Regions from separate parts of the Mus musculus genome. Here region 1 is linked to region 2. Evidence: chromatin loops called from intact Hi-C (ENCODE). Cell type or tissue: heart. All regions are shown on one strand. Each heading gives the region's core, and the rest is flanking DNA. Links, peaks and the distances in the headings are about the cores only.

Region 1 (14,598 bases), core at 3,013-11,012, 80 kb before region 2:
AAAAGAGGGTGCCATCTAGTTGACACCGGTATTCAGGCTCTCATCACGCAAGACATGACAAACTGACAGAGTCATCACAAACTATTTTACCAAAGACAGAGATTTCAGTTCCTCAGAAAAGGGCTAGAAACAGATCCTCTAACACTGGCCTTCTGTGGCTCCTGGTCCATACCCAGCGTTCCTTCCAGACTTCTCCATTCCTCTCAGTCCACACAGTGTATTTATGAATGCCTTAGCCAAGGCAGGCCTAACCTTAATGTTAAACTGTCAGAAAAGAACAGCTAGGCCTGGGGGCTCCTGCCTGTAACCCCCGCCCTGACTCGGGTAATTACCCTGAGTTCAATATCATGAATTCTGGCATGGCCTGGGCTTCAGAGTGAAGCTTTATTTTAACAACCAAAATGACATCACAGCCGGGCGTGGTGGCACACGCCTTTAATCCCAGCACTCAGGAGGCAGAGGCAGGCGGATTTCTGAGTTCCAGGCCAGCCTGATCTACAAAGTGAGTTCCAGGACAGCCAGGGCTATACAGAGAAACCCTGTCTCGAAAAAACAAAAACAAAAAACAAAAACAAACAAACAAACAAAAAAAAACAAAAAAACCAAAATGACATCACAACTGGGGACAAAGAGACCCTGAAGCGGTCAGGAGCACTGGCTGCTCTTGCAGAGGATGTGGTGCGAGCCCCAGCATTCATGAAGCGGCTCATGACCACCTGTAACTCCAGTTCAAGGAGATCTGTGGCGCAGGCCTTTAATCCCAGCACTCAGGAGGCAGAGGCAGGTGGATTTCTGAGTTCAAGGCCAGCCTGGTCAACAGAGTGAGTTCCAGGACAGCCAGGGCTACAGAGAGATCCCTGTCTTGAAAAACAAACAAACAAACAACAACCCCCCCCCCCCCAAAGGAGATCTGACGCCCTCTTCTGGGCTCTTTGAGCATCAGGCATGTATATGTAGGCAAAACAACCATATACATAAAAGTTTAAAAATATTAAAAAAAGACAAAGTAGAGGCAGGCGGATTTCTGAATTCGAGGCCAGCCTGGTCTACAAAGTGAGCTCCAGGACAGCCAGAGCTATACAGAGAAACCCTGTCTCGAAAAAACAAAAACAAAAAAACAAAACAAAAAGACAAAGTAGGTGATGGTAGCACATGCCTTTAATCCCCACTTGGGAGGCAGAGGCAGGTGGATCTCTGAATTAGATGCCAGCCTGGTCTAAAAGAGTAAGTTTTAGGACAGCCAGGACTATATAGAGAAACCCTGTCTCAAAAAACAAACAAAAAACCTAAAAACAAACAAATAGAACAAAAAAGAAGACTAGGTGTTGGAGAAAGGAGACTACAGCAAAGGAAGGCAGCAGTGAGGCCACAGGGGACGAGCCCGCTGCGGTATGGAGCGAATGCACTCAGACACTACTGGGATCACAGCAAGATACAAACTCCAGGGGCTGGAGAGGTGGTTCAAAGGCCACGAGTGCTTGCTGCTCTACCAAAGGACCTGAGTTCACAGCAGCTGAGAGTGTCCCTGTGGACTCAAATTCCAAGGAATCTAAAGCTCTCTTTTTGTTTTGGTCTCTGAGGACACCCCCATATATGTTGCATACACACACACACACACACACACACATACACACACAATCACAATGTGTATATATAAATCTATAATATATATATATCTTAAACAGCCAGTGACTTAAGGAGCTTGCCAGCCAGTCTGATGACCACAGTCCAACTCCAGGACCACAAGTTTGAAAGAGAGAACAACTCCCACAAGCTGTCTTCTGTCATGCACATGTATACTCACACCTTTTCTTTCTCTCTCACCCACACATTTTTTAAGTTAAAAAAAAAAAAAAAGCAGGCTGGTGAGATGGCTCAATGGTTAAGAGCACTGACTGGTCTTCTGAAGGTCCTGAGTTCAAATCCCAGCAACCACTTGGTGGCTCACAACCACCCTTAATGAGATCTGACGCCTTCCTCTGGTGTGTCTGAAGACAGGTACAGTGTACTTATGTATAATAATAAATAAATCTTTGGGCCCAAGTGAGCAGGGACTGAGCGAGTCGGGCAGACCAGAGCTAGCGGGGTTGAATGGAACAAGCAGAGGTCCTAAATTCAATTTCCAGCAACCACATGAAGGCTCACAACCATCTGTACAGCTGCAGTGTACTCACACACATTAAATAAATAAATAAATAAATAAATAAATAAATAAATAAATAAATAAATCTTTTTTAAAAGAAAATGCTAGGATGCAATTTAAAACAACTCAGAATGTCAAATCCTATCTAGCATGTGAGTTCTAAAAGCATTTTTATAGATGGCATAAACAAATCCACGTGAGACTTACATTCCATGGACTGCTATGGTATTTGTGATTTATATTTGTTCAGCTTCTAGTCTCAGCTACTCAGGGGCTGAGGCAGGAGGATCACTTTAGGCACATGAACTTGAGATCAACCTAGGCAATACATATAGCTGAGCAAGGCAGGACCTCGTGTTAGGCTCAGGCCAGTGAGATGGCCCAGAGAGAGGAGGAAGCCTTGGCTGCACACACCTAACAACCAAGGTTCCAGGGAGAGCTATGGACTGACTTCCACACGTTGTTCTCTGACCTCCACACAGATGCTTTGCCGTGTGTATGTCTACCTACACACACCACATGCAGGCCTTCACAATAATATACACACATTGGTTTTTTTTTTTTGTTTTTGTTTTTTGTTTTTGGTTTTAGTTTTGTTTTTTTTCGAGACAGGGTTTCTCTGTGTAGCCCTGGCTGTCCTGGAACTCACTTTGTAGACCAGGCTTGGCCTTGAACTCAGACACACCAGAAGAGGGCATCTGATCCCATTACAGATGGTTGTGAGCCACCATGTGGTTGCTGAGATCAGTCCAGCCAGGACTACATATTAGTGACCCATGTTCTGTGGTTCGCGACTCCTTTTCCAGGGAATCCAATACGTCCAGTTTCCACAGGCACCTGAACTCAGTGCCTATTCCCCCATCCCCAACACGCACACAAACACAATTAACAATTAAGGGTCTGAGAGATGGCTTAGCAGGTAAGTGTGTGCACTGCTCCTGAGTCTGGCTCCCAGCTGTCGTTTCAGGAGGGTTCCAGCTGTCTCTAACTCCAGCCCGAGAAGGGCCAGCACCTTTCTGGTCACTTACACTCACATGTGCTGCCTGCCATACACACATAATTTAAAAAGGAAATCTTAGGAAATAGGAGGGGCTGGAGAGACAGCTTGGCAGTTAAGAGCACTGACTGCTCTTCCAGAGGTCCTGAGTTCAAATTCCAGCAACCACATGGTGACTCACAACCATCTGTAATGAGATCTGATGCCTTCTTCTGGTATGTCTGAAGATAGTGACAGTGTACTCACATATATTACACCAATCAATCAACCAATCGATAAACATATCTTTTAAAAATGAAACAGAAAAAACATTTTAAAAAATATTTTAAAGGGGTGGATTTGGATCTGAGTGCTCACCCCTCTCACCTCAGCACTTGGGAGGCAGAGACAGGCTGTGTGGTTTAAGGACAGCCTGGCCTACACAAGAGCACCAGGTCAGCCGGGCTCCACAGTGAGCCCGTTGTCAGTAGGGAAAACTGGAAAGCTCGCAGGGGGCGGGACCCTGGTCGGCCGAGGGGAAAGTCCTCTGCTCACAATCGGGGACCATGCTGCACTGATGCTTTCTAATGCAGCGCAAGGGCCTTTCCAAATACACTGAGAAGCCCCTGGCTCAATTTAGTTCTCCAAGATTAGAAAGACAGGATTTGAAGTTTAATGGGGAAAACCAGGGCCTTAACTGAATGCGAAATTCCAGTTTGGATCTTGTAGACCAGCCAGTCTTGGTATATCCACACACCCCTCTCAACTTTGTCAGTTTTTCCTTCCCAGAATTCCCGATCTGCCTGCTGGACTCACCAAAGATTGGTTCACAAAACTTCCCAGTAGCCACACTGCTGGGAAAACTGCCTACCTGTACTCTCCCTGTACCCTGATGACTCTTACCAGGATCTACGAGCGCCAGACGCTTGTCCCTCGACAGGGAAGCTCTTTCCTCCTGGTTGAACATCCTGTCAATCATCACCATCTCTGCAGAGGGGTTGATCCTCTGAAATGGAGAGAGGCCAGTCACTTCAGAAGCGTTGACTGTGTCATTCAAACCTCTGGGCTTGGGTACTGAAGGAAGCAGGGGTAGGTGAGAGCTTGCTGCCTAGATGCTCTTGAGCTCCTTGCTACACACACATGTGCTATACACACAGGATGCTATCACATTTGCTGCTAATTTTACAACAAAGTCTCAAGGACAATCATCCTGCCTCAGCTTCCTGATTATGCTGGGATTATAAGCACTGGCAGCCACAGTCAGCTGTAAGTAGCCCCTTCGCAACAATAGAGCTCACAGCCATCTGTAATGGGATCCCATGCTCTCTTCTGGTGTGTCTGAAGACAGCAACAGTGTATTCATATACATAAAATAAATCTTTCAAAAAAAAAAAACAGAGCTCATTTTTAGAGACAGGGCTTCACTACAGAATCCTGGCTACCCTTGAATTCACAGAGATCCACCTGCCTCTGCCTCCTGTGGGCTGGGATTAAAAGAGTGTGCCACCATGCCTAGCAAGGTAGTCTCTTGTGGTGGCTCAGAAATTCCCTATCGGAAATGGCTGTAGATGACATTTGCCACTGTCCCTCCCAGCAATGGCTAAGTGTGGAGTTTTCCTTCAACCTTAAACACTTCTGCTGTGTAAACTCTGCCCTGGTGGGGAGTCCTATGAAGTCCTCGAGCCTTTCTTTCGCTGGGCCTTAGAGCTGGCTGAGCTGCAAGCAGCCATGCTAGGGGACACTTTACCATGGCGTCTTCTAGGAGCAGGAATCTGTATTTGTTCAGCATAGCTTGGGTCCTTTTGAGGAGCTGAGTGGCGACCTCTTCAAATTCATTGTCCACTTAAAACAAACAAACAGGGAGAAAACAGTAAGAGAATCATCCATAGACTGAGGGCCTCTGTTCCTGAGCCTGACAGGAACTCATCCCAACAGCCGATCTGCAGCAAGCTTCCCTCTGCTTAAGATCCTGCAGAGACCCGGGGTCCCTGTGTGGTAACAGAACTCCCTCTAACACAGCCCAGAAAACCAACATCGGATTACTGGCAGCTGCTGTAGGCGGGCCAGGAAGAAAGAGCAATGGAGTCCACTTTCTGGCTGACAGGCTCCCCAAGCCTCTGTCCCTTCACAGAAGCAGGTGGCAGGAAGCGCTGAAGCAGGAAAGACTGTCTAAGAGATGTCACATCTCCCACCCACGCTTCCTAGAGTCTTTAAAGATACTTGCAGTTGACTCTGGAAGCCACTCGCCAGCCCTCCCAGGAAGCCCCAGCTTGTGGGGAGATCAGAGGCTCTGGGAGGATCAAGACCATGGCAGTGGAGGATGGAGAGCCTGGCAGGCAGGAGGGAAAGTGGGGTAACACCAGAGCTCTACTATTGGACTTAGTGACAGAGAGCAGGGACAGGCACCGGGTGTGTGGGATTCTCAGAAGTTCCTAACCTTCCTAAAACGGATGTCCCAAGGCATTCAGCCAATGTCTTAGACTTGCTTGGGAGCCTCAGGGAGCTAACTTGTGTTCCTCACTGCTGCCCCTGTGCCAGCAAGGAACGGCATTTGGAGAAGCCACTCATGGATTATTAAGAACAGGGCCTACCTTCCTTACAGGCTGGGGTACTGAGAAAGCAAGTTATGCCTGTGATAAGAACAGCTGCCTGTCTCCCAGTCAGGGCGCTGCACTGTTCTTTTGGGCTGTGGCTGCTCACCTTGCCTCAGGTCTTCCTCCGTGGGCATGGAGCCCTGGCACACGTGGTAGGAGAGCAGTCTCTGCACCGTGTCATTTAGTGACCGGAACTGGCTTTTGTCGGGTGTCACAGCATGGGCTTGGTCCCTCTGTAACTGCTGGAGGATGCTTTAAGAGGGAGAGTGAGTGTTCAGCTAAGGCCACATAGGAAGCCAATGAGTCCAAAGGCGAGTTAACTACAGTACAGTTCTACAGGACAACGGACAGCATTCTCCACATTCTTATTATTGTTGGGCTATGACCCTGACCTCAAAAACATAGTTTTCAGCCAGGTGTGGTGGCGCACGCCTTTAATCCCAGCACTTGGGAGGCAGAGGCAGGCGGATTTCTGAGTTCGAGGCCAGCCTGGTCTACAGAGTGAGTTCCAGGACAGCCAGGACTACACAGAGAAATCCTGTCTCAAAAAAAACAAAAACCAAAACAAAACAAAAACCAAAAAAAAACAAAAAACAAAAAACAAAAAACCCAAAACAAAAAACAAACAAACCCGTAGTTTTCCCACCAGGCCTCAGTGTGGGTGTTTGGAGAGACCACAGCAATGGCTGACCACTGGCTAGCAACAGTCCAATAACAGTCCACATACAAGCGGTTTTTCTGTCTCGAGAGACAGGGGGCATTCTCTTCAAGAACAAAACAACAGTGTACTTTATCTGATCTATTTACAGGTCCTGATGAAAGCAAACTGTAGGAAAAGGTTTTCAAAGTAAATCAACAGCCCTGCTGCCTCTTTTCTTGTGTGAGGCTGCGTGAGTACCAAAGCACCAGCGCCCTGGCACCTATGGAGGTCAGAGGACGGCCTGGAGGACTCAGTTCTTCCCTCCCACCATGTGGGCTGCAGAGCCTGACCTATCTCTGGCCATCAGGCTTGGTGGCAAGCTCCTTTCACTTGCTGGCCCCAGTCTGGGCTTAGAAGAGCTGGCTGCTGTGTATGGCTTGCTTTATGTGGGTCAGAGATTGAACTCCAGTCTGAACTTTCCCAACTAAGCCATTGCCCCAGCTCTCAAATTCCTTAAAAAAAAAAAAAAAAAAAAGAAAGTTGTAGCCCTGGCTGGTCTGTCATTCGCAGTACATTTTTGAAAAGGCTAAGAAACTCAGCCACTATAACTGAGATATGTGGTATGTTTAGTGACTACAAAGGCCCTGTAGCACTCTGAGAAAACAAGAATTGAAATAGAACTTACAAAGCTCCTTTAGTCAGCTGTTTGGCAGCAGGCCTTTTCTGTCCTGGATGACTATCCACCTAACGATAAAACACAGGGAGAAAGTCACAAAGTACACTTATAGATAAAGGTTACTGTGTTCCAAGTTTTTCCTATTATCTGTCAACAAGGACTTTAAAATGCAACCCGCTGAAGACAGAGCCCAGCAAGCACAAACAGCTTCCTTGTAACAAAGAGTACCAAAGTTATATCTACAGAAAGCTGGATAGCAACTCTAGTTTTAGTTTTCCAAGACAGGGTTTCTCTGTGTAGCCCAGCACATGGGAGCAGAGGCAGGCAGATTTCTGAGTTCGCGGCCAGCCTGGTCTACAGAGTGAGTTCCAGGACAGCCAGGGCTACACAGAGAAACCCTGTCTCGAAAAACAACAACAACAACAAAAAAACAAAAACAAACAAACAAACAAAAAAACCCAAAAAAAACTCAAAAAGCTAAACATAGGGCTGGAGAGATGGCTCATCAGTTAAGAGCAATGACTGCTCTTCCAGCAACCACATGGTGGCTCAGGACCATCTATAATGGGATCTTGATGCCCTCTTCTGGTGTGTCTCATGACAGCTACAGTGTATTCATGTACATAAAATAAATAAATGTTTGAAAAGAAAAACAAAACAATCTGTTTTTTAAAAAAAGCTAAACATAAAATGGCTTTCCTACCTTTTTAAGACTAGTAGTGTGAAATGCTCTGAGATTTTATACACTACAAAGTTGAGTCAAACAGCTACAGAAATGCCCTATTTCATGCATTCATGATTGGTCCTCACATAAAAACAAACAAACAAAAAAATCTTGCCTTGCTATGGACCCCTGGCTGTCCTGGAACTCATTATGAAAATCAGGTTGGTCACAATTTGTGGGACAGATACCACTCTGACATGGTGACTGCTCTGATTTTTCTTTGTGAAGTGCTGGGGACTTGTGCTCATCAGGCAAAGGCTAACTACTGAGTTATATATACCCTGTGACACTTATTACAGACTGTCAGCCTGAGAGGAGCCAAAACCTTCTAGGAAAGAAAGCTCTGGGCTCCTGTATGAGAGCCCCCCCCACCCCCATACCATCCCAAGGACTGTACAAGGAGGGAGGGAGCACTGCCATTTTCTGTCCCCTGGCTGCAGACACAATTCTGCCAGCTGCTCCCCACTGCTGCTCTCCTGGTCCCTGCCAGAGACCACACTCACTCGCCAACAGTGAGCCAAACCAAGCTCATCCTTGAGTTGCCATTGTCCATAAGTACTCTGTCTTTCATCTGCATAACAAGCAAAGCTCTATAATCCTCAGCCCCAAGATCTCTCTCTCTCTCTGTGTATGTATGTGTGTCTGTACAGCACTTTTGGGGATCAATCCCAAGGGTGTACAGTCTAGGCAACTGCTTTACCCCTGAGCTATAGGTCTCTTCTTGTTTGGTAAGACCTCTGATTAAAAGCAAGTTTGGAGCCGGGCAGTGGTGGCACACGCCTTTAATCCCAGCACTCGGGAGGCAGAGGCAGGTGGATTTCTGAGTTCGAGGCCAGCCTGGTCTACAAAGTAAGTTCCAGGACACAGGACAGCCAGGACTATACAGAGAAACCCTGTCTTGAAAAACCAAAAAAAAAAAAAAAAAAAAAAAAGCAAGTTTGGGGAGAAAAGGACTTCTCTGGTGTGCACTCTCCGGTCACAGACCATCACTGAGGAAGTCAGGGCAGACATTAGCCGAGGCCTCGAAGAAAACACTGCTTGCTAACTTGTTTACTCCATTGCAGGCTCAGGTTTAGCTTTCTTAAACAAAAAATGGTGCCACCCATAGTGGGGTGGACCCTCTGACAAATATGACAATCAAGAGGCTCTCTTATAGACGTGCCCACTCTTATAGACAGGGCAATCTCATTTCCAGGCAATTCCTCAATAAGGCTTCCATCTCAGATGACTCTAAGCTGTAGGACAACCCATAATCCAGTAAGCACATCCATCCGTCCATCCCGTCCATCCGTCCGTCCATCCGTCCGTCCATCTAGTATGCGGAGGGTACTGGTGTGTATGTAGGTACTCACTGCTAGGTACTAAACCCACACTAGGCAAGTGCTTCACAACATCCCAGCCCTTAATCTATGATGGCTTCATGAGGCACCAGAAACATGTCAGGAACAGTTGAGAAAGACACAGCCTGGAAGCGTGATGTGACCAGGCCTGGCCCCCTGGGAAAGTCTTCAGCATTCACACTGTTGCAAGCACTTGGAGACAGACTAGTTGTGTGCCCCGTGTTAGGTACCAACGACAAAGCCTTCTGAGACTGCACACTCTGGTTAGAAACCATGAACGGAACTGCAAACCGTTTCCTACCTGCACAGCTGTCTGGCTCGGGGATGATCCAACTGAGCTTTCTGGTTGTGCCTGTGTGGCCCCCAAGGTCGCTGGCATAATTTTGCTTCCAGAATCCTGTCCTGTTAGAATGAAGGTAGAAGACAGGAGTCAGATCCAGTATGTGTGTTCTAAAAGGAGTTCTTTCTTTCTTTCTCTCTCTCTTTCTTTGTTCCATACAAGGTCTCATTATGTACCCCAGTCTGGCCTGGAACTTCTCGCTGAGTATCAGGCTGACTCTAATTTTACCATTAGAGACCTGTCCTGTTTCTGCCTCCAGAGTGCAGTGAGAAAAGGCTTGATCACCACACCCAGTCTGAAAGAATTTCTTGAAGAACACCGGTTGGGAGGAAGTTAAAGGGAGGCACTGATCTCTTGGCAGTGGAGGCAGAGGCAGGCACTATTAAACTCTGGTTTGGTAATAAATAGAACCTACTTAGTCCATGGTAATAAATAGACAAAGCTACCTGTAGTTTTCAGAAGTCTGCTTCTGAGAAATAAGTCAGCCAATGTTTGGGTAGCCTGCCCTCCCCTCCCCGCCCCCCATCTCTTCCACATTGAATCTAATGGCAATGTGGGTGTGTCCCAGTATTTTTAATTGCTAATGGCTGTGCTGGCAGAGTCAATTCTGGCAGGATGCTCTAGGGAACTGTTTACTATTATGTAGGGAATGGTTCCCCCTCCTATGCTTCTCTGAGATTATCATGTTAAAAAGCAAGCAGCAGCATAAAGGTCACACAGCCCTGAATGGTAAAAAGAAGGTTATCCAGCTGCTGACTGGTTCAGACTGGATGGATAAGGAATGTGGCTTTTGTAGAATAAAGAGAGGAAGGCTGAGGCTGGGGTAGAGTGCCAGGGTTGATCTAGGAGGTAGAGAAGCAGGCCAGACAGAAGCAGAATGGGATTTAGCTGGGAGGCAGGCAAAGTGGAGAGACCCGGATAAGTCGAGTTTAATAATAATAATAATAATAATAATAATAATAATAATAATATAATAGAGGCTAGCTGAGAGACTGCCCCAGTAAACAGGTCTTACACTGCACAGATGTCTCTGTGTCTTTATTATTAAACCTCAAGTGGGACCCCAAGAGCCCCACAATAAGCCTGCCAGCACTTCAGACCTCCAAAATACACTTGCAAATACACTTGCAGGAAGGGACGCGCTAGCTTCTGTTTTTGTTGTTTTTTGTTTTTTTTTTTGTTTTTTTTTGTTGTTGTTGTTGTTTTAAACCATGTGTTGAGCTGGTAAGAAAAGTTGCTATACTCGGTCTTAGGCCAAAGGTTGTTTCTACTCTGAGTAGGAATGGAGTCCAGCAAGTGGTAAGTGCCTTAAGACTGGATACAGCCTATAGGTGTCCAGTTTGGGGAGTGGGGCTTCCAAACATGTACACACAGACAGACAGACAGACAGCCTATAGGTGTCCAGTTTGGGGAGTGGGGCTTCCAAACATGCACAGACAGACAGACACACACACACACATACACACGCACACATAGCAGTGTGGGACTGGTCACAAAGTTCTGTGAGCCTTGCAGAGCCAAGGCCCATCACTTCTAAGAAGCACATTTTCTACATAACCTCCCCCCGCCTCCCCCCAGAAGGGGTTTCTCTGTGTAGCCCTGGCTGTCCTGGAACTCACTCTGTAGACCAGGCTGGCCTCGAACTCAGAACTCCGCCTGCCTCTGCCTCCCGAGTGCTGGGATTAAAGGCGTGCGCCACACTTTAGAAGTGCTTCTTTCTTTCTGAGTGATATGGTAAATGATCTATCCCCAATCAACGGTGCCCTACAGCCAGAGGAGCACACTCTATTCTTAGGGTGGGCAGGGTACAGAGAAAAGGAGCCATCAAGGAGAAAGGAGATTAGGTAAGATGCAAACAGAAACACTGTGCAAACAGGGAGGCAGGAAGACAATGCCATGCTCCAGGAACGCAAAAACAGGACGGGCAGACTTCAGGGCAGACTGCAGAACTTCCGTAGGGGTTTCCTGACCTGGCAGTGCGGTGCTCAAGAGCCCAGGGATCTGTGATGGCCTCAAGCCGTCTGTGGTCTTGGATGTGGGAATGGGGGAGGTCTGGTTCAAACACTTCTTCTGAGCCTGTAGAACAAAGAGCCAAGAGGAATGTTAATTTATTGTTTTAAGTCTTAAGAGATTGCTTTTTTTTTTCCGATTTATTTAATGTGCATGAGTGATTTGTCTATGTGTCTACACTGTGTAGGATGTGTGTACCTGGTGACAAAAAAGGCCAAAAGAGAGCCGGGTGTGGTGGCGCACACCTTTAATCCCAGCACTCGGGAAGCAGAGGCAGGCAGACTTCTGAGTTCGAGCCCAGCCTGGTCTCGGAAAACAAACAAACAAGCAAACAAAAAAAAGCCAAAAGAAGACAAGAGATCCTTTGGATCTGATTCACTTAAAAACTGTGGTGGTCTGAATGAGAATGGCCCCCATAGGCCCACTGATACTTGGTCACCAGAGAGTGACACATTTGAAAGGACATACATATCAAGGCAGCCCTGGGCTCCAGGCTGTCCCAGAAAGAGGCGCTTCCCTATATAATCCAGACACTTCGGTCTCCTTGTCCTCCCTCTCTCTTCCTCTCAGCTCTCTTAGTGTGCATGATTTCTTTCCCTCCTCCCCATGGTGAGTTTGCTGGGCCTTGGTCCTTGGGGCCAGCTTCTCAGTAAACCTGCATTTAATCTAATCTAGCTTTTTTTTTTTTTTTTTTTAATCTAATTGGCTCAATTCAGATGGTCGCCTTACTGGAGATCCAGCCAATCATGAGCTCTAACGTCACTGTTTTGATTCCCCGCGCAGCCCGTGTTTCCCACCATATCCACCACTACAAGGCTAGCATGAGTCTTTGATATTTCACACTCAAGTTAACACATTGGCTCTTTTTTGTTTTGGGGTTTTTTGTTTGTTTGTTTGTCTGTCTGTTTTGAGACAGGGTCTCACAAAGCACATGGTGGCTTCAGAACTACTTTGTAGCTGAGGCTAATCTTAAACTTCTGAGCTGGTCTCTACCTCCCAACCCCTGAGAGCCAGGACCACAGACAGGTGTGTCTCCACGCCTGGCCTAGGACACTGGTTGTTTTTTTGTTTTTTGTTTTGGTTTTTTGAGACAAGGTTTCTCTGTGTAGCCTTGGCCGTCCTGGAACTCACTCCGGAGACCAGGCTGGCCTCAAACTCAGAAATCCACCTGCCTCTGCCTCCCAAGTGCTGGGATTAAAGGCGAGTGCCACCACGCCTGGCGGTTGTTTTGTTTTTGAGACAAGTTATCCCTATGTAGCCCTGGTTGTTCTATGCTAGGTTCAAACTCAACGACATCTCCCTGCATCTGCCTCCTGAGTGCTGGGATCACAGGCTCACGTCTGGCATAACTCGGCTCCTGTCACCTAAGACCCATAGGATGCACACCTCACACACCTTTCCTATCCAACATCTTCCTCGTGTCCCCTGGACTTGCTTTCCTTCCCCTATAGCACATTGCACCTTCTCTCCCAGGCTTTCATTTGTGATCTCTCCTTTCTGGAACATTCACCACCTAGACCTTTTGTCTTGTTGGCCTTTGCGTCCCTTTGGAAGGTCACAGGTCAGCAGCCAGCATGAAGGGTCAGCAGGTAAAGCTCCTGCCATCAAGCCAGATAACCTCAGTATAGTCCCTGGGCCCCGCCCCGGGGCAGTGCGGGAGAAGAGAACCAGCCCATGCAAGTGGCCCTCTCTGATCGGCACACTCTCGCTGTGGCCTGTGCGGCCATACACTCTCACAAAATAAACAGTGGATGGTCCCAGGTCTGTCAGCATTGTCTTGTGCTGTGCCATCTTGTTAGAGTTTGCCCAAACCTAACACATGTCCACTTGGAATACAGTGTATGCAAGCTGGCTTCTCACTGATCCTGAAACAGGGCTCTATGTTCTAGGGCCTGAAGAGCGAGCGGCAGTGTTCAGCACTGAGCACAGACTGAGGTCACATCCTTAGTGTGCAGTAAAGTGAAAAGAACAGGCAAGGAGACAGGGAGGTGGGGGGGTGCAGGGAAGGAGCCCCAGAAGCAAGATGGAGAGGGCAGGCTGGTGCCACAGTGCAGGTTCAATAGCACCATGTGTCTGCCTACTCAGAGGACCTTGGAGCACCAGAGACCCTGATGCCGGCCAGGGATGTGGCCTCCTCCTAGGAGTAGGAGCTCCCAGAGGGCCTGGCTCCAGTCACCAGGCTAGCCCTTTGGGAGGACTAGTGCTCTGGAATGGAGCTGTGAGGCAGAGGCTGAACCCACATCAATCGCCATGACAAGGAACACGTGTCTAATGAGGTGACATGAGGGCTGTAACCGGCTGCGGGAACTGGCTGGGTCTGGGCCCTCCACCCCACTTTAGCTGCACTTTAGCGTCGCTTGGGAGCTTTTGGAAAATGTTGGTGCCTAAGGTCCTTGCTCCACGCTGTTGAGATCAGAATTTATGGGGATTAAGGCGCAGGCAGGTGTCACATTGTTTAGAATGTTCCCCACTTGCCTCGATTATGCAGCTAAGTTCCTCGGTTTTTTCAGATGAGAGAACTGAAGACAGGTTTAGCCACACGCCACCTGCTGACAGGGCACAGGCAGGGATGACCCAACACTTGCTTCCCCAGGAAGGCTCCCTGCACCTGCTGCAGAATATGACCGCGGGAAAGAGGCAAGGCACAGTATCCAGCGGCCTGTGACCACTGTGCCTACCGCCTCCACTGTTGTGTGAGACTGTCACAAGGCGGCTTACGTGCAGCTCCAGGGAAAGGGTTAAAAATTATCTGGTCAGGGCCCGGCACTGTCTTGGTTACTGCCAATATCTCCATCATTCATGGAGAGGATGTTTGAGAGAGATTTTCACAGAAGAATCTCAAGCTGGGTGTGGTGGGTACCTATTAGCACTGGGGAGAAAGAGGCAGGTGGATGTCTGTGAGTTTGAGGCCAGTCAGAGCTACATAGTAAGCGACCCTGCCTTAAAAATGGTTTTTTTGTTTGTTTGTTTTTTGGTTTTTTGTTGTTGTTTGTTTGTTTGTTTTGTTTTGTTGGTTTTTCAAGACAGTGTTTCTCTGTGTAGCCCTGGCTGTCCTGGAACTCACTCTGCAGACCAGGCTGGCCTCGAACTCAGAAATCCGCCTGCCTCTGCCTCCCAAGTGCTGGGATTAAAGGTGTGCGCCACCACGCCGGGCA
Region 2 (14,598 bases), core at 3,914-11,913:
TAAGGACTGCCTGAAGTATGGAACATGTTGGGCTGGCTGGCTACTGAGCTCACTCATGGAACATGACATAGGAGAGTCCCTAAATAAGTCCCCAGCACCTCTCCGACCCAAAGAATGGACGACTTAGAGTGATCATGCCATCTTAACACGAATAGCTGACGACTATTAAACTTGACCCTGCTCCTCAGCAGCTCAGTATATCCTCTCTAGCCCTGGATCCCTTCTATCCTTAGCTAGAAGTGAGAACAGGAGCCGAACTCCGCCTAGTCACACTCCTAAGGGAAGGTCCTGCTTTGGGTCTAGCGCTTCAGCCATTAACACAACAGGGGTACTGCAAAAGAATACGGAAGCGGAGTGAAGCTACATTAGAGATCTCTATAAGCAGGCTGGGGAGATGGCTCAGTGCTTAAGACACCTGCTTCTCAGGCCCCCAGAACGTACACAAAATGCTGGGTGGATTCCAGAGCTCAAAACTGGTGCCAGGAATTCCCCAGGACAAGCTGTCTAACCAGCCCAGTCCCTTCTGCAAGTTCTGGGTTCAACTGAGAGACCCTGCACCAAAGAATAATGAGAGCTATCCAAGAAGACTCTCGATGCCAGCTTCCAAATGCAGAGACACACACGCAACCACACCAATTTGAACATGCATATACTCAAGCTTGCACACCACACACATATATACATAGGGGGAAAAGAGAAGCAGACAGTGGCCTCACTACTCACACACACCAGCGACAGAGAATACAGAACACAGCCCAGAGAGGAGGAGCATGGCAGGGTCATGGAGGAAGCAAGTGTCTTGTCATGTGGAAAAGATAACGCATTCTGTCCCAGGGAGAGGGACATAGTAGCAACCATGTCCAACACGGACCTGCTGGCTCTCTCCTGCCTGTGCCTTCTGACTCTCCACGGCCTCAGCTCCCCATGTGGAAGTTTCCCATGATCACTAAGTCCTGTCTCATCCTTCCTAGCTACTGCTGACGCCTCCCACCCTCCTCTCCCCAGCTCCCACCTCTGTCTAGCTGATGGTCACTCCCACCACTCCCTCAGGTGGACGGTCTCCTGCGACGGTGTTTGAACTGACAACTGTTTGCTTCAGCTCAACCCTGAATCACACAGCCTGGGGCCTCCAGGCTGACCCGGTGTTAGAATGGGAAAGGGGGAGGTTCTTATCCAGCTCAAATCCCCCAGGTGAAGGTGCCTTCAAGATGTAGTGCAAAGTTTCTGCCATGATTTACAAGGACTCATGGGTGGGGGGCTCTGCTCACCTCCCAGACCTTGCCTCTGATCTCCACTTTGGGGAAGAGGATTCCGAATCCTGGGAAGGCTGGGTGTGGTGGCTCACATCTGTCATACCGGGATGAGGAATTCTCAGCCAGCCTGGGCTGTACAGACAGTTTGAAGCCAACCCGGGCTACACAAGGTCTTGTCTCAAAAAACCATTGATGGGAGTGGCTCCACTGTAGAAGATCTGCCTGCCACATACAAGATCCTGGGTTTAGTCCCTAGCAACACTTACATATGCCCAGGCTTCACTCCAAAGAGATTCAGGTGTAATTTCCCCAGAGAAAGAGCTGGTATCCCAATGCCATTAAGTCGCCGTGTGACACAGCAGGGCTGATAATGCTGCTCTGGCCAGACTCCTCTTTCCCACAGCTCTGGGTTCCCTGCACCTGCTTTGTGCGTTGCTAGGAGTACTGGAACTTTCCCACTTCTGGCCATGAAACCGGATCACCTTACCTCTCCTGTCTACTGCTATATTCCGGGCACCCAGCACCTGAGTGAAACATTTACCGAAAGAAACAAAGAAGTAGAGTAAATTTCCCCTTCACCTAGTTAGCCCGCCTCACACCACACTGATTACAGTTCTCACTTAGCTCTGCAGGAGCCCTGTCTACTGCCGCCGCCACACCTGCATGTCTAGCAGGGTGGCCAGCGCAAGTTAGCCAGACTTAAAAAGTGCAGCAGGACACATGGAAGTACATGGATGTCCTGTGCTGGACAAATGAGGGAATGGGTGGCTACAGAGGCGATGGTGGCACACGGGGCTGGTAAGGCACAATGGCAACGGCTTTGTGGCTCTGAGGTCACACAAGGAGGCTGAACGCTCTGAACAAGCCAGCAGACGCTTTACATAGAGAGACTCTATCAGCTTATGCTAGCATGGTATGGGGGACGACCAGAGCGAGTCAAGGCATAGACAGGGAGAGGGAACCAGAACAGAGAGGAAGGAGAGACAGAGACGCGCTATGCATGATCCTGACGTCAGACTGTGGCTGTGGCACAATTAGATGTGGCATTGGGATTAGACAGGCGATGGTGACAGCTTGGATGCCGGAAGCCTGGATTCAAATCTTAAAACATGAACAGGGCTTAGGTCCCTGGAGAACGTTACCTTGCCAAATGGGAAGGAGAGACAGACAAGAAGGGGGTTCAGGATAGAAAGTGGAGTTCTGCCTGGCCGATGAAGGAAAGGAGAGGAAATCTGTGAAGAAGGCGAGAGGTAGTGGTCAGGAATTTGCAAAGAACCATTGCAGTAAAATACTTTCTGCTACAAGCGGCTACGGGGCGGGGACCGTGAGGAGGACAAGGGCGCTTGCCATTCACGCCTGGCAACCTGAGTCTGAACCCTGAAATCCACAACAAGCCAGACAGGTGGCTCACATCTGTAACTCTGGCACTCCTAAGGTGATGTAGAAGGTGGAGACAGGAAAACTGTCCTGGAAGCTCGTGGGTTCATTAGCTTATCTGAAACACTGGCCCCCCAAACAAGATGGCGCTGGTGAAATGGGCACGAGTGACAACCTGAGTGTGTTCCCGGGAACCCATATGGGGGAAGTCAAGAACTGATTCCTACAAGCTGTCCTCTGACCTCCCTATGAACGCACAGTGTAAACCAAAGCGGGGGCTTGAGAGATGGCGCTGTGGTTGAAAGTATTTGCTGATCTTCCAGAGTTCACTCTCTGGACTTCAAGAACACACACACACGCTCACGGCACACACACACACACACAGACACACAGGCACATGCATCCAGACACCAGTTTAAAAACTAAAGCTAGGTGGGGGTAGTGCCTGCCTTCAGGGGCAGTACTCAGGAAGCAGAGGCAGGAGGGTCCCTGAGTTCGAGGCCAGCCTGGTCTACAGAGGAAGTTCCAGGACAGCTAGGGCTACACAGAGAAACCCTGTCTACAAAAACCAAACCAACCAACCAACCAAGCAAACAAATAATAAAATAAAAACACAGTGGTGGAGAGATGTCTCGGTGGTTAAGAGCACACATTGCTCTTGAAGAGGCCCAATCCATCCATCCTTCCTTCCTTCCTTCCTTCCTTCCTTCCTTCCTTCCTTCCTTTCTCTCTGAGACAGGGTTTCTCTATGTGGCCCTGGCTTCCTGGAACTCACTCTGTAGATCAGGCTGGCCTCGAACTCAGGGATCCTCCTGCCTCTCTCTGCCTCCTGAGTGCTGAGACTAAACGCCTGCGCCACCACCGCCTGGTGAGGACCTTGGTTCTATTCCAGCACCCACAAAGCAGCTCACAGCTATCTGTACGTCCAGGAACTGCACATATGTAATACACATACACAAATGCAGGCAAAATTATTATTATTTTACTTATTCTATGTGTGTGAGTACACTGTTGCTGTCTTCATGCATACCAGAAGAGGACATTGAATTCCGTTATATGTGGTTGCTGGGAAGTGAACTCAAAACCTCTGGAAGAGCAGTCAGTGCTCTTAACCACTGAGCCATCTCTCCATCCCGGCAAAATTATGTTTTAAAATAATTTAAAGAATTAAAACAAAATCCCACTCTGCAGCCAAGAAGCATCCCATCTCCCATTCAAAGTGCATCTTTGCCCCTGTGCTTGGCCCCAGTGCCTCCAGTCTTTGAAGATGTCTCTTACACTGCATGCTATGTCTTATCTCTCTTCTAGGTTTTTCCTCTCGGCTCAATCCTTCCTTCTGGCCTCCAGACACACACAATCAAAACGGAACAGAGCACCTCGCTGACTTCTATTCCTTTGCTTTCTCGTCCCAGTCAGAGCATTGCCAGCTGACGCTTCTCCCTCTTTTAAATCTGTGTGATTATTTCCTAAGCCTTTGGCTCCCGGTGTATAGTGTATATCTTTTTTTTTTCTATTTATGAGTATATACACACACACACACACACACACACACACACACACACTCACACGTGCAAGCCAGAAGAGGTCACTGGATTCCCTGGAACCAGAGTCACAGGTAGTTATGAGCCACCTGACCTGAGTGCTGGACACTGAACTCTGAGCCTCTGGAAGAGGAGCACGCTACCCACTGCGCCATCTCTCCAGCCCCACTGAGTGAAGTGTGTATCTTTGTAACTTTGGCGGCCTTGGGGTCTCCCTGGCTTAGCTCTTTTTTTTCTTTTGATGTGCATCTTGTGTGTGTCAACTGTGTGAGGCTCAGAGGGCAGCTCTATGCAGCAGTCTTTCCTTCTACCACTCTGTGTGTGAGATCCTCGGAGGCTCGCCGCTGGGCTTGCCTGGCCGATGCTTTCCACACTGAGGTGTCTGTCTCACCACCCCTAGCACAGTTAGCTCTGATAAGCAGGCAGCAGATAAGAACCTGAGCAACGTCTGCCCGAGGCACAATGGAGGAAACTCCTTAGCAGACATCGTGTTGAGGGGGAGGAGGCAGCCAGGAGTGGGGGCCGAGGAAAAGCAGCTGCTTTCCCGTATAAGGACGGTCCCTTTGAAGAACAGGACATGCCCTCACAGCTGTCTTTGTACCAGAAATGTTAGCATTAGTGGTAGGAAGATTGGCCTACCCTCTGATAAGAGAGGACTAGGTTCCCTCAGTGAACGCGTCACAACCCAGGCATGCTCCTAGCTTGCTTGCTGAGAGGTAAACAGGTGACCGCTTCCCTCTGGCAACCAACCACTACAAAACAGGGCTCATATCTGCCTAGGTGCAGCTGGCTTCTGCCATCTGCCCAACAACTCCGAGAAAGCCCACTGAACAGCAAGGGGCCTCATTCCTGAGCTGTCCGGGCCCAGACCAAGGCTTCTTTCATTTAAATGCTTTCCCCATTCACTGATTTCCTGGGGCATCTAACTACGAAGATGAGAATCCTAATCCTTCTCCTTCTTTAAGAGATAGGATCTCTATATCGCCCAAGCTAGCCTGGAATTCTTTTTTTGTTTTTTAAGATAGGGTTTCTCTGTATAGCCCTGGCTGTCCTGGAACTCACTTTGTAGACCAGGTGGCTGGCCTTGAACTCAGAAATCCATCTGCCTCTGCCTCCCGAGTGCTGGGATTAAAGGTGTGTGCTACCACGCCCGGCTAGCCTGGAATTCTTGATCCTACTGCTTCAGCCTCCTGAGTGCCGGGATTACAAGCATGAACCACCAAAGCTTGGTTTAAGGTTCACTGTTAAGGCATTATAACATCATGTAGGAATTGGAAAGATGGCTCGGTGGCTAGAGCATCCTTATAGATGTTCAATTCCCATCATCCACGTGGTGCCTCACAACCGTATGTAACTCCAGTTTCAGGGGGTTCAAGGCTCTCTTCCTGTGGGTACTGAGCTCACATGGTGCACATACACGCAGGCCAATTACTCATATAGGAAGATAAAAAAGAAAGAGAGAAAGACAGAAAACCCTTGGGTGCTGGAGAGATGGTTCAGTGGTTAAGAGCACTGGCTGCTCTTCCAGAGACCCAGGTTTAATTCCCAGAGCATACATGGCAGCTCACACCTATCTGTAACTTCAGTTCTAGGGAATAAGACACCCTCACATAGACATACATGTAAGGCCAATCAGCAAAGCACATAAAACTTTAAAAAAAAAAAAGTCAAACCCAATACAGAGAACCATAAAATATACAAACCATTGTTAAATATAAGTTAAGGTTGGACAGACAGGCCGGGCGTGGTTGGTGCACACCTTTAATCCCAGCACTTGGGAGGCAGAGGCAGGCAGATTTCTGAGTTCGAGGCCAGCCTGGTCTACAGAGTGAGTTCCAGGACAGCCAGGGCTACACAGAGAAACCCTGTCACAAAAAAAACAACAACAAAAAGTGGACAGATGGGAATGCTGAACTGGTCAAGTGTTTGCCTAGAGCCTGAGCCCACATAAAGGTAGAAGAGAGAAACTCCTGGAAGCTGTCCTCTGACCTCCACTCCCGTGGTGTGGTGTGTCCATACTGCCCCCATAAATCAAACCAAATAAAACATTAAAACTCATAGCTGTTCTATCCTTTCACTTTGCAAGCTGTCTGCAAGATCCGTCAGCCTTGCCCTGAGAGCTGCACTTAATGCTGCTGCCCTCTGCATGCCTCCCGTCCTCCCATCACGGTGGGTACTTACCTTTGCGGAGCCAGGACCATCCTGTCAAGGACGCATCTCAACTCACTGCCCTCAAATGTTAGGAAGAGAAAGTAACATGGTCTGGCAAACGGTCAGCAGTTAACAACCTGCCTGTGGTTTTGAACTCAGAAACCAGACACATAGCTTGACACCTGCCTTGGCTCGCCTACTCCAGCCTGGGGATAGAAAACAATCACCCAGCCCACCAAGGCCACCTCACAGCCACCGTTCTCATGCCTCACACTTCTTTAATAATAATAAAAAAAAGCTTTCCCAATGGAGTCAACTGTGGGACCCTCCATCTTTTGTCCTTTGATGCTTAAACGTTAGGCTAAACAACAGACAATTTTCAGCACCTTCATGTCAAGCAGACGCTGCAAAAACCTCTCCTTAAGCAGAAACATAATCTTGAAAGGGCTGGTAACACTGGCTTCTACTTTGCAAATAGCCTACACTAAAAACCACTGATAGTCTCACAACAGCTTACAGTCCAAACTCCAAGCTCAAGAAACCTTTTACCAACTAACTTTGGGATGGGGGGTGGGAGGGTTGAAGAGTTTCTCTGTGTAGCCTGACTGTCCTGGATCAAGCTCTGTAGACCAGGTTAGCCTTGAACTCCGTGCTGGGATTAAAGGCATGCATCTGATGCCCTGAAACTTTCTTAATTAGAATGGAGCAGGCTCCGATACTGGGAAACTAAAGCAAAGCCAATGAGGGGTCGTTGCTATTTCCTATAGCAAATCAGTTTTCGTTTAATCTCCATAGGTTAAATCTATTTTTCATCTGGAGAGACGGCTCGATGGTTAGCACCTATGCTCTTTTATAGGACCTGAATTCCTTCCACCCACAGAGCAGCCACAACTACCTGTCTACTCCAGTTCCAGTGATCTGACGCCCTCTTCTGGTCTCCAGAAACACCGCATACTGCATCGTGGAGCACATGCATCGACCGCACAGGAAATACTCATATACATAAAAGACAAATAAATAAATCTAAAAAAAAAAAAATCTATCTTTCAGGAAAGAAAGCGGCTCTTACATTCCTTTCGGGGACCTGAACAAAGTCATCAGCTGTGTTTCAAGAGTCCAAAATTCATACTTTTGTGAAATAAAAGTGCTTTCAAAAAGTAGAAAACAAGAGCCTCATCTAGCTTGCCCAGGAAACAAAACTGACGAAAATAAGGAGCCTGCATAAGTGACCACCGACCGCCCCCCTCATCGGCGCTCTGTTACAGCAGGTATACAGACAAGAACACAGTAACATGTGATCTCCCACTCCAACCCTCCACCTAGGAAAGAATTTGCCACCCAGTGACACTTGTCTTTGATTCTGTAGTGTAATGCTTTCTCTTCAATCAAGATTTTGTGCTTGAGGTTTGGATTTTTTTTTTTTTTTTATGGTTAGGAAAGGAGGCAAATGGGACGTGAGGCTTGCAACTCAAGTCTTAATGCCAACTTAATTGAATGGCTCTCGTTTCCTCCCATCTTTATCTGCAGGAAAACGCAGGCATATTGGTAAATTTTCAAATGAGTATTTTGGGCAGTTAAAAAAATCCCAATTAAAAGAACAAAAATGGAGGTTGGCAACAAGGGCGGAGATGGGGCTGAAACCGAGAACTGTATGGGCCACCGAGTCCAGAAGGCACGGTGGCTGAAGGCAGCACGCGAGGATGCCACCCGAGTCCTCGGCGGCCGCCGCCTTGGGCTTCTGCCAGGGACTGCACGGTCTTGGCTGCCCACTCGCACCTCGGGTTGGTCTGGACTTTAGGCTAGGCTCGTTCACTTCCGGTGACAAATCCCTCCCACCACCTCTAGAAATAATGTACCGTTTCCCCATCGCCTTCCTAAAGACCGCCGGCCCTATAGGGAGAAGCGAGGCGCTCCGGCTGAGGGTCTTAGCCCCGCGCGGCCAGCGGTTGCCAGCTGCGCAGGGAGTGGCTGCCACCGCGTCAGGGAGCAAGACGGTGGGGGTGGCATGTCATCCTCCCCCGCCCCCCCTCCGACTGCAGCAATTGGCCATTAAAAAAAATAATCTGTTTTTAGACTCCCCCAGGAACCCCGGAGCCCGCTCCAGCGAGGAACCCAGTCTTTCCCATAGCGGTGATTTGCGCTTTCTTCCCGCCCCAGTAACTGCCCACGGGGACCCAGACGCCCCCAGGCCGCGCCGAGCTGCAGTGGATGGGGGAGGGCAGGAAGGATGAGGGTTACCGGGGCGGCAGGGACCGGCTGAGCAAAGAGGTGATGGAAGGGAAAAGGGAAAGGGAAAAAAAAAGAGAGAGAGAGAAAGAAAGAAAAAAACCCAGAGGCATGCAAGCGGTTCCCTGGCCAGCTGTTCCAGCTGCAGCTTCCTCCGACGCGGTCCGGGAGGTGCAATAACCCCCCCCTCCATCTTTCTCGCACTACCTGTCCCCCACAACACCACAAGCACAGATTCCTCCCCACCACCCTGCAGCAGATCTCCGGCCTGTAAGGGGGTAGCAGGGAGGAGCTGGGGGGAGGGGGAGGCCTGCGAGTTTCTAACCTTGTTCTTATAAACAAACCCACATGTGCAGCTGCCGCTGCTGCAACTCACCCCACAATCCCGGATATAAGTCCTGCCCCTTTAAGAAGAAAAAAAAAAAAAAAAAAAAAGCTTCACCCGACTGCCTCCCACCCCACCCATCCACCAGGACCTTTGTCTCCCCACCCCCTCCTGTCAGCCGGCCCCGCCCTCCTTCCCGCCCCTCCAACGCGAAGAAACCAATAGGCGAGGAGAATATGGAGGGAGCTGACGTCACCGCAGCTGGCCAATCACAGCGCGCGTTGGTGGGAGGCCTCGCGCGGAGAGCGAGCGCTCGGAGGCAAGGCGGCGGGGGAGGAAGCCTGGAGTCAAGATGGAGGGTGTGGACTGCTCCATGGCTCTGGCCGACGCTGCCGCTGGCTCCCCGCGGGACCTGAGCCTGGTGCCCGAGCGACTTCAGAGGCGCGAACAGGAGAGGCAGATAGAGGTGGAGAGACGCAAGCAGAAGCGGCAGGACCAGGAGGTGGAGGAGGAGAAGAGCGGCTTCTTCGCCGCCGCCTTCGCCCGGGAGCGCGCAGCGGTCGAGGAGCTGCTGCGGGGCGAGGCGTCGGCGGAGCGGCTGGAAGAGGCGGCCAACCGGCTCCAGGGCCTGCGGAAGCTCCTGAACGACTCGGTGCTCTTCCTCGCCGCCTACGACCTGCGGCAGGGCCAGGCGGCGTTGGCGCAGCTGCAGGCTGTCCTAACGGAACGTCGCCAGGAGTTGCAGCCCAAGAAGCGCTTCGCCTTCAAGGCACGGAAGAAGGATGCTGCGGGGACCGCCCAGGTAGACGCCGCACCCGTCGCCTCGGCGGCCCCTTCTCCACCGGTGACCAAGGAGGAGGAGGGAGCTCCCGGGGCCAGCTGGGCCTGTGGCTTCTCCAACCTGGAGTCCCAAGACCTGGAGAAGAGAGCTGAAGAGCTGCACCAGCGCGACGTCCTTTTGAGCGACCTGACCAACTGCACTGTCAAACTGTGTGGCAATCCCAACACCTTGCGGCTTGCGAAGGCCCGCGGCTGCAAGGTGCTCTGCGGCCCAGTGACCACCTCTGTGTTTCTGGAGGATTGTCGAGATTGCGTCCTGGCTGTGGCTTGCCAGCAGCTCCGTGTGCACACTACCAAAGACACGCGCGTCTTCTTGCAAGTGACCAGCAGGGCTATCGTGGAGGACTGCAGCGGCATCCAGTTTGCCCCTTACACCTGGAGCTACCCGGGGATCGACAAGGACTTCCAGGACTCCGGTTTAGATAGGAGCAAAAATAACTGGGACCAGGTTGATGATTTCAACTGGCTGGCCCGAAACGTGGCCTCCCCAAACTGGAGTATTCTTCCTGAAGAGGAGAGAGACATCCAGTGGGATTGAGCACTGGCCACACTCAGTGTGATGTCCCATTCGGTTTACCTGATATTGTCTTATGTTTGCGGTGATAGGGGTTAGAAATTGTTGAAACTCCCCTCCTGTGAGTCCTATTAAATTCATAGCAGTGTAACAGACTTTTGCTGGTTTGGCCTTCCCCTGCCTCCCTTTGAGTATGACAGCGTGAAGAATTAGGGGGAGAATGGAGGAGCTTTGAGGGATTTGCTGTTCTTACCGTTGATCACAGGGAGTGATAAAGTGGGTCTTCAATAAATAATAAGGATGTCCGGAGAATTCCATTAGCGGACGGTTTAAATGGAAGAAGTAGGCCCATAAAAGCTCCATTAACGGCTGTTTTCCTCCCACTAAAGGTTTGTTCTGTGTCTTTTTCAGCAAGGCTATGAAGACTCCTTCCTGAACCTCTGGAATCCAGTGTTGTGTTAGGGCTGAAGTTTTGAATGGCCTCCAAGAGGTGTAGGAGCCAGCTAGCTGTAAGACTGAAACGGTTAAAGTGGCCAGCTCCCCTCCCTCCGTCTTCCTTGTCGAGACATGGGGTCACTATACACCACTGGAACTCACAGAGATGCCCCTGTCTCTACCTCTAAGCATCTGCACCACACCCTGCTCATGTTTCTTTTCCCTCAAGAGCTACAAGGCCATTTCTATTCTCACCATGTTCATGTGAGAAAACAGGTGGCATCAGGTCACCGCTCATGTGATGTGCTGCTGGAATTGGAAAGTAGGTGTGGACTCATCTTTGTGTTTTGTTTTGTTTTTTTTTTGTTTGTTTTAAAGGTGAGCCCCCATCCTAGCCCATGTTAACCTGGGACTCACTCTGTAGGCTGGCCTCAGAACTCAGCCTCCTGAAGGCTGGGATTTGGAGCCTGAGGCTTCACTCCCCGTGGTGCCCCATCTCTACAACACACTCAATAGCACTGAACTGGGAAGAGAGCTAAGCACAGGCCACATTAAGTTGCCCGTCATAGCCATGCGGCTAGCGGTCATCCAGAGGTCAGTGTGCTGAGTGAAGTTCCCTAACACCCTCTCTTACCGCCTTGTTCCCCTCCAGAAACCACTCCAGCAGTATTACTTGCAGCATTTACGTTTTTTGCTTTGATTTGCTTTTGAGAGTGGTCTCACTGTGTAGCCCCAACTCTGGCACTTGCTGTCGCAAAGATACACTTGGCTGTCCCTCAGTAATGAGGTTGCAGGTGTATCTCCCTGTATCTAGCCTGGGAGTTCATTTTAGGACGTGACTGTTTTAGGTTTTAATATGCCTTTAATGCCTTATGTTTGATATATCTATATATATATATATACTGTCTCCAGAAGAGGACTTACAGTAGCTTCTTGGGAAAATGGACTGACAGGATGTCAATAAGTATAGGAAGGGGCCTGGGTGGCCTCAGACGACAGCACTGTTCCTGAGTCAGAAAAGAGCCAGAGTTTCTTCCCCTTACCCACTAGCTGTGGAAGGGAATGCTAATAGTTTCAGGATGTGCAGCATCTACTAAGGAGAAACGTCAGTTACTTAAAAGGATAGCAACAGGAGAGGGATGCACGGAGCAGTGTTTTCGTCAGAGTCGGTCAGTCAGCTGATCACTGCAGGAAGCAACACACCAGTAGCATACGCTAAGGGCCCTGCAACTACTCACTACATTTAGAGAAATTCTGGTGTTGGTTAATTCTGGCATTTGATCTCCATTATCACTAGGGGGAAAAAAAAAAACAAGAATAAAAGTTAAAAATATTGGGAGCCGCCAGTGGTGACACACGCCTTTAATCCCAGCACTTGGGAGGCAGAGGCAGGTAGAGCTCTGAATTCAAGGTCAGTCTGATCTACAGAGCAAGTTCTAGGACATCCCGGGCTACACAGAGAAATCTTTTGTTTTTTTTGAGACAGGGTTTCTTTTTTTGTTTTTGAGACAGGGTTTCTCTTTGAAGCCCAGGCTGTCCTGGAACTCACTCTGTTGACCAGGCTGGCTTCGAATTCAGAAATCCACCTGCCTCTGCCTCCCAAGTGCTGGGATTAAAGGCGTGTGCCACCATGCCCGCCTGAGACAGGGTTTCTTACACAAAGAAATCTTATCTTGAAAAACCAAAATAAGGAGAAAATGAGTCAGTAATTAGAGTGCTGGGGCTGAGATGGCTCGGTGGTGGCCGAGGACCAGCCTCAGTCATTGGAGGGTCTTAAAAATGGTAGGATTGGAGATTTGCTACTGTGATGCGGAGTAAGTTGGACTTACATAACCGAGGAGGGTTACCCTCAGTGGGAGGTGCAAGCCGCTGAACAGCTCAACAGAGACAACACGCGGAAGATATCTAAGCCCAGACAGAAGCCTTTGAACAGGCATGCAGAGGCTGCTGCAGCCATGTCCAAGGGGCCCAACTATTGCTTGAGATGGCAGCAGAACGTGGCATTGTCCACATGGTCCTGTCAGACATACAGAGTGCTGGGGTATGGGATTATGGCGGCTGTCACCGAGAGTTTTGAGAAAGGCTTATGGAGCAAGAAAATCTAACAGGAATGACTCCTCAGTGAAAGCAAAGAAAATGGAATTAACACCTTCTGGAATTGGAAAGATATATAGATTTTTAAAAGTGAAAACATGAACTAGGTATGGTGGTACATACGTGTACTACCAACATAGGCTATATAGTAAGACCCCTTTCTCTTACACATATACAAAAGTAAATAAAATCATATATCTGCATAAGTAAAAAAAAAATGGTAGGATTGAATTGGCATGAAATCAGTCTCAGGCAAGGATGCAGGTGCCAGCTGATGGGTGACTCGTCCTGAAGCTGCGCTCAGAAGCAGCTTTCACGGTTTTCTCTCTCTGAGTGCATCTCAGTCTTTTATTGGCTACACACTTCCTTGTTAAGTAATAATTCATAATCAAAAGCCTTTTCATTATTTTCCTCAGACCCATTGTTTTTCCTGAAAACCCCCGTGTAACTATGTCACCGAAAAGCACAGCACACACATAAAGTCACAATTCAGTCTCTATAAAGCAAGTTAGACGTTAACTCTTAACTCCCCGAAAAGCCCCCGTATCACAGGTCATCCAGGCATAAGCTTGTGGTTACAACATTAGCGGAAGAACAAAGTGCTAGCAGGTCAGGGTGACGTTAATGTTTTTAACTTGCCTAAATTTGTAGGATCTCTTCCTCCAATTTATTGAACTCATCCAAATGTTACTTTTCAAACTCTTCCATGTGCAATATTAATTCCCCTTGCAGCTTCTCCCAGGGCTCCCTCACAAGCCTGAATTCTAGCTCTTAGAATGGGTACCCTAGTTTCCTTGGGCAGGCAACACCAGGGGCTCAGATCAGTGTGTTCCCATCTCTCCAAGAAGGTCAGTTCACTAATCCAACAGCCCTGCCCCCCCACCAAGGTCCCAACTCTTCTGCCCACCCCTTTATGTCATTATATGTATATCTTCCAATTTTGCCCAATAATATTTCTGGATCAAGCTTTGTATTATTAGAGCTCTCCCCTCATGGGGGCTTTCACCATTGCTCAGTGGTCCAGTAGACCCAGCTATTTCTTCTATCTTGTCCCTTGAAGTCTCTGGACATTCCTGTCTTTAGTGACCCAGGTCCAGTGTTCCCTTTCCTTGGCATATTCAATTCTCTTTTTTTTTTTCGAGACAGGGTTTCTCTGTGTAGCCCTGGCTGTCCTGGAACTCACTCTGTAGACAAGGCTGGCTTCGAACTCAGAAATCCACCTGCCTCTGCCTCCCGAGTGCTGGGATTAAAGGCGTGGGCCACCACGCCCGGCATATATTCAATTCTCTTAACTACTAAAGCTTCAGGCTTCTCCAAAACATTTCCTGCTTCAAATATTTCCTGGCATAACTTCATCATCATCATGAGTTGGCTGGAATTTCCCAGGGAACAATTAAGGCAGTCAGCCTCCGCATCCGGAACCCCTTGTCCAGATACATCTGGGTTGGCTGCTTGAATGGCCTGGACCAGAGCAGTTTGTTCCTAACAGACATCAGAGCCATCTCCTTCTCTAGTAACACCCTCAACCCCTTTCCCAGAAACTTCCCAGAGTTGTATTTAAGGACGAATATGGTATAGAAAAAAAGCTAAACAGACGCGCATACAAGAAAAAGAGCCACACTATCTATACAACAGAGAGCCACAACCAGGTTGCCCCAGCAAGCGGTCAGAGGGCTTGCTGTGTAATCTTGATCTTCGTCAGGGAGGCAGAGACAGGAGAGTCAGGGGGCTCCCTGCCCCCCCCCCAGTATAGCCCAGAGGTAGACTCCAGGCCCCGAGAGACCCCAACAAAAAACCTAAAGGTCAAAAGAGGAATATACCTCTGCCCTTAACATAGGCAGG

Evidence for each region. Hi-C counts contacts between places; a loop is a spot of excess contacts. Peaks named below come from ENCODE experiments on the same cell type or tissue, not always from the same donor. Only the 100,000 strongest peaks of a DNase experiment are listed, where the experiment ranks them.
Region 1: it touches region 2 in a loop (2.3-fold over the local background); 5 of 42 quality-filtered maps call a loop at or near these places.

Annotation. Positions count from the first base shown.
Region 1 is chr17:46,802,530-46,817,127 of GRCm38, forward strand. It overlaps Bicral (BRD4 interacting chromatin remodeling complex associated protein like), which reads right to left. Exons shown (of 11, transcript NM_001100452.1): 5 at 11,404-11,509; 6 at 9,395-9,495; 7 at 7,039-7,097; 8 at 5,820-5,965; 9 at 4,867-4,961; 10 at 4,023-4,125. Among named protein-coding and RNA genes, the nearest start is that of Bicral, 22 kb to the right of the region's middle. In heart, for the core only: a CTCF peak has its summit at 7,610 (motif pointing left); no DNase peak of the experiment used is centred there.
Region 2 is chr17:46,881,465-46,896,062 of GRCm38, forward strand. Tbcc (tubulin-specific chaperone C) reads left to right here and starts at 9,157. Exons shown (of 1, transcript NM_178385.3): 1 at 9,157-10,999. The coding sequence starts at 9,226. The coding sequence ends at 10,251. It also overlaps a transcript of Bicral not described here. In heart, for the core only: a CTCF peak has its summit at 7,260 (motif pointing left); DNase peaks (open chromatin) are centred at 7,247, 8,317, 9,157, 9,727 and 2 weaker places; H3K4me3 peaks cover 5,683 bases; H3K27ac peaks cover 4,953 bases.